Regions from separate parts of the Homo sapiens genome. Here region 1 is linked to region 2. The links are chromatin loops, found by intact Hi-C in ENCODE. Cell type or tissue: heart left ventricle. All regions are shown on one strand. Each heading gives the region's core, and the rest is flanking DNA. Links, peaks and the distances in the headings are about the cores only. Region 1 overlaps ARID2 (AT-rich interaction domain 2). Region 2 has its middle 32 kb from the start of ANO6.

The links. Hi-C counts contacts between places; a loop is a spot of excess contacts. Peaks named below come from ENCODE experiments on the same cell type or tissue, not always from the same donor. Only the 100,000 strongest peaks of a DNase experiment are listed, where the experiment ranks them.
Region 1: it touches region 2 in a loop (2.1-fold over the local background); 7 of 110 quality-filtered maps call a loop at or near these places.

Annotation. Positions count from the first base shown.
Region 1 is chr12:45,744,509-45,747,331 of GRCh38, reverse strand. All of the region lies in intron 3 of ARID2 (AT-rich interaction domain 2), which reads right to left. Among named protein-coding and RNA genes, the nearest start is that of ARID2, 16 kb to the right of the region's middle. In heart left ventricle, for the core only: a CTCF peak has its summit at 1,267 (motif pointing right); no DNase peak of the experiment used is centred there.
Region 2 is chr12:45,182,262-45,185,084 of GRCh38, reverse strand. It overlaps the pseudogene PLEKHA8P1. Among named protein-coding and RNA genes, the nearest start is that of ANO6, 32 kb to the left of the region's middle. In heart left ventricle, for the core only: a CTCF peak has its summit at 1,641; no DNase peak of the experiment used is centred there.

The sequences.
Region 1 (2,823 bases), core at 127-2,626, 560 kb before region 2:
TTGTTGCAAAAATCCACTGAGATAAATATTTGTAAAAATAAACTATAAACTGTACAGCAACACACACGTTATTACAAAAAGATACATTAAAGAATTTTTTAAATAAAAATAAAAAGCCACAATCCCACAACTACCCTAACCATTTTCATATTTTTATTCCCTTGAAGTCCTTATCTTCAAATACTTTTTAATAAAATTATATTCATGTGAATTGGGGGAAGACAGTATAATATGCCTAGATTCCAGGTTTAAATACTAGGTCCAGCCGGGCACGGTGGCTCACGCCTGTAATCCCAACACTTTGGGAGGCTGAGGCGGGCGGATCACAAGGTCAGGAGTTCGAGAACATCCTGGCTAACACGGTGAAACCCCATCTCTACCTAAAATACAAAGAAAAATTAGCTGGGCATGGTGGCGAGCGCCTGTAGTCCCAGCTACTCGGGAGGCTGAGGCAGGAGAATGGCGTGAACCCGGAAGGCGGAGCTTGCAGTGAGCCTCGATCGCGCCACTGCACTCCAGCCTGGGTGACAGAGCGAGACTCCGTCTCAAAAAAAAAATACTAGATCCAGAACTTACTGTGTGAACCTGGGCAAGGTTCTTAAACACCTTTGTCCTGTTTTCTCATCTATAATACCAGGATATTAACAGTATCTATGTCATAGGGAGGTGTGAAGAGAAAATGAGTTACCACTTGGTGCAGTGCCCGGCACATGGCAAATTAAATAAATGTTAGCTAAAAAAATATAAACTTAATAGTCTGCTTTTTAAAAGATTCAACATGGTATCATAAACCAAAAGTATACTATTAAAGTTTCATAAGAAAAATACTTAAAAAAAAAACTTTAGCATATGTTACATTGACTGTTTTTAAAACATATCTCCCTACCATCCCTTTGTCTAGATATTTACAGTAATAGAATCAGGCTGGGTGGGTGGCTCAGGTCTGCAATCCCAACACTTTGGGAGGCCAAGCCAGGAGGATCACTTGAGGCCAGGAGTTGGAAACCATCCTGGGCAACACAGAAAGCCCTGGTCTCTACAAAATCTTTACACATCAGCCAGGTATGGTGGCACACACCTGTAGTCCTAGTTACTAGGGAGGCTGAAGTAGGAGGATCTCTTAAGCCAAGAAGGTTGAGGCTGCAGTGAACCATGATTGCACCACTACTCTTCATTCTCCAGCCTGGGTGGCAGAGCAAGATCCTGTCTCCAAAGGAAAAAAAAAAAAAAATCAAACCAGAATCTATCTATTACTTCATACTTCCAGTAGAGGTCTCCATCTAAAAAATTATGTACTAGACTAACCTTTAAATGAGTATCCTTGGTTATTTAAAAAAAAAAACAACTATCAAATATATAAGCTTTATCAAATATGTAAGTTTAGGTTTTTACGAGTAAAATATTTAATATAAAGAATATTTGCAGTAAAAAGTGTTTTTTCTCTCTTAGTATAAGTCAGCAGAATCATCTTAACATAAAACCAGGCCAGGCGCAGTGGCTCATGCCTGTAATCCCAGCACTTTGGGAGGCCAAGGCGGGCAGATCACTTGAGGCCAGGAGTTCGAGAACAGCCTGGCCAAATGACGAAACCCTGTCTCTACTAAACGTACAAAAAAATTAGCCAGGCATGTTGTTGTGTGCCTGTAGTCCCACCTACTCAGGAGACTGAAACATGAGAATCACTTGAACCCAGGAGGTGGAGGTTGCAGTGAGCCGAGATTGCGCCACTGCATTCTAGCCTGGGTGACATAGTGAGACTTTGTCTCAAAAATAATAATAATAAATAAAGGCCCCGTTTTATATAGCAAAGAAATCTCTGATAGTCTTCTAAAATTATTCCTTTTAAAACAGAATGGAGTGGTTAGTGTAATAAATGCAGATCTGATTTGGTTTCTACTTTTCCCTTCCATCATTCAGTAGTAATAATCTTAGGCAAGTCAATTATCCCCACGCAGGCCTACCTGGAAAAGTATCCTTATTTCTACCCTTCCAGAAAGCAGAGGGCTAGACCATCTTCTTAAAATCCTTTCTAGTATTAAGACTGACGATACTACAAATCAATAAATAAATTCAGTAGCCATATCCAATTATAGCTAACTACACACTTCTTGCTCCTGTCTTTAGGAATCTAAATTTTCAGGTGCTGAAAGCTATACTACTGGGCTTCTACAAAACATTAAGTTTGTATACAATAGCTAATATCCACTTCAACTTAGCCCTTTAAATATGTAAGGCTTGGTAAATTCCTATAAGACTGGTTATGAGCAAGAACTGATCAATAAATCACCAAACAGTTTGCTTAAAACTCTAAAGAGTGCTGCTTACACACACACGTGCCTGCACAAACACACACATTTAAGCTAACCTCCATAGTTTATAAAGAGGGGGCCAAAGAAGGAGGGATGTTCCAAGCAATTCTCAGAACTAGGAAGATTTTTTCAATAACCAAATTATGATTAATTGTGAGGATCAAATATACTATGTAAAAACATAACACATTTAATTTAGCATTGATGAATTTAAATGGATTCACGCAAACAAACATAAGATTTCTGACTGTGATTAAAGTACAAATTTGCTTTTCTTCTTTAGGGGGTTCATTAACCTATAATGAAGACTTGTAAGACTAAAATAATTATTTCTCATCTTGAGAATATAAAAATCAAGCAATAATTTAAATTATTGCCTTATTATTAAATATCAAGTAATGTAATCAATGGCCAGCAAAGAACAAAAGAGCAAAAACTGTTTCATAGATAGAAAAAGAAAGATAATTTTCCTCCAAATTTATCAGCACTGTAGCTGACTTGTATTTTTGTGTTA
Region 2 (2,823 bases), core at 298-2,797:
GGCTGGTCTCAAACTCCTGGCCTCAGGTTATTCACCCATCTCAGCCTCCCAAAGTGCTGGGATTACAGGCATGAGCTGGCAGGCTGGGTGGCTGGTGATAGGGCTTTTCAAAGGGAGAATGAGGGAGTAGGAAGGGGGCATGGCAAGGGCTTGAGCAGAGTTAGGGAAGTGAAAAACCATAAAAAGCTGGAAGGGGAATGGATCTATGTGAAATCCATCTGGGTTTGCTAATCGGCATTTGTCAAATTTAAGCATCTAACCCTCCCAGAGAGATGGGGAGTTGGGCCCTATCATTTAGCTTCCTCATTCATCTTCTTTGAACAGCACTTTCATCCTGTCACTTCCCTATTTCAGAAATCTTCAGCAACTCCCACATGAATGGAGAATAAAATTCAGATCTCTGAGCCTGCCATTCAAGGCCAGCTACAACCTGCTTGTTCACCCTTACCTCCTACTTCTTGTCTTCATAAACACTACCATCGCCAGACAGGTCTCTTTACAGCTTCCTGAACATTTCTGGCTCCTTCCATCTACCCATTACTTCACATTACATCATCTGGAGATCAACTTTCCTCCACTCTTAGCCCCCTGTGAACCTTATCCCTGCTTCAAGATCCTTCTCCGTGAAGCCTTTCCAGACTCAGGTAGAGCCCGAGTTCTCTCCCTCTTCTGAATTCTGGCCAGGCAGGCCATTCGTTTAGAACTGCCTGCCATCCATGACCAGTTCCCTTTTCTCACCGAGCCCTGCCTGCTGATCTGGATTATACAAGCACTTCATCCAAGGACCATATCCTCACTGCAGCCATTCCTAGTTTAGAGGCCCCAGTGGAGATTGAGGTCCCAGAGAGGCCAGTTGGGTTGTGTATTTGGAACCCACTGAGAATAAATAACAGAATTTTATAGCTTCTTTGAAACCAAGTAAAATCACCAGAAATGTGAACAGAAAAGAAATAAAGTCATGTAAGATGGGGATATAATAATTTAGTGTAAGTTCCTAAATCACAAATTCTTCAAAGGTAGCTCTATAATAGTTCTGGAAAAATACCTGGTGCAGGAGCATTTACTGCAAGATTGCACACCCAAAGATATTACAGTATAGCAATTGATAATGTGGTGATAATGGTGGCAGTGATATTGCTGGCAATGCAAAGCAAACTCTAGTCCTTTAAGGTAAATGAGACATTGGTATTGTTTGATGGGGTCCTGCAATGAGCAGAAATTATTCACTGCCTTCTATGTTAACAACACCAAAGGAAACAAAGTTTTTCCAAAGGGGAGAATAATTTATATTTCATTTTTTAAAAAATGGTTACATTTTCCCCAAGGCATAATGGAAGAGTCTCCTTCAAACAATATACTTCTAGAAAAGAAAGTACTTTTAGGAAATGGGGAAGAGCTTTTGTTTCCTGCTAGCATCAGGCTTTTTGTCTTCTTTTGTGTCTTCTTTTCAGCGATAGGCAAAACGACAGTTTTTTAGTAGAAGTTAAAATTATAGCCCTACTAAAATCTACTAAAATACAGTATTTTATTTCAGTTTAGACTCATTTCCAATTGCATTTAATCTTTTCCAGGCTTGTTATTGCTTTTTCTTACAATTTCCAATGTGAAATGACATTTTTAGTCTCTTTTGCCCTCTATTGAATTGCCCTGGTAATAACAGTAACTAGCAAAATGCTAGTTCTCTAGCATGTAGGAGAAGACATAAATATTTGATCTCAGATCAGTGATGTGTGTAATTGTTGCTATAGAGGAAGCCTTTGATTGCTGCCCAAATCTGGAGGCTTATTAAAATTTAATTTCTGGATCTTTTTCACATATATAAAACTCAGAACATTTCATAGTATATAAAGTAACCCTTCCCTGTTCCTATGGCAAGCTACTCTTTCTCCCAGGGATGGAGCAGTAAGAAATGCGTCTCATCCACAGGAATAGGATTTAGATATGAAAGAGCAATTCCTTCAATGAGTACCGAAAAATTCAGGAAAGAAATATCAAGGGAAATTGTGGATCATCATGTCTAGAAATCATCACATATGAGACAGATTCTGATTTGTCTGCATAACTTTTGGATTATTAATATGGCTAGTTTCTGAAAAATTATAGTAAAGCAAAAGAGGAAAAAATAGATATGAAAGTAATTAATATATTAGCTTGCCTTCATAATTTAATAGCAATTAAATGCTATTCATAAATTATATTTGCAGAATTCCAACCATAAAAAAACATAAATTATGCAAAATTATTTGGGCAACAATGGCAGAAGTATAATATGTAAAGTTTTTCCTTTTAATACTTACATTACAATTGTAAGTGGGATTTGGCTACTGGCTGACTCATCTCATTATATCCAGATGAATGAAGTACTAAAGAAGCAGATAATCCTGAAGCTTAATTTTATATGTTAGTTTCAAAGCCTCTCAGCTGTACTCAAAGCTGTTATAGTAGCACAACTGACTGATCTATCTTCTACCTCTTCTGGTTTCCCTCCTTCCCTGATAGGATAGGACATGAATCCTAAGGGATTAAAAAAAAGTTAGCAAAGCAATAATGTAGGTAATCCAAGAGGGCTAGATATACATATCTTCCCTTAGATAATTCAAGATTGACCGAAAAGTAAATGTAAAAACAATCTAATGAGATTTTTAGAAACCTAAAGAGCTCGGATTCTCTTGTTGGCAGGCATTATGCAATTAATTTCACTACTGGGATTGAAGATTAGAATGGCTAAAAGTACAAGTTAAGAAAATAGACTCTGGAGTTGGCCGGGCGCGGTGGCTCACACCTGTAATCCCAGCACTTTGGGAGGCTGAGGCGGGTGGATCA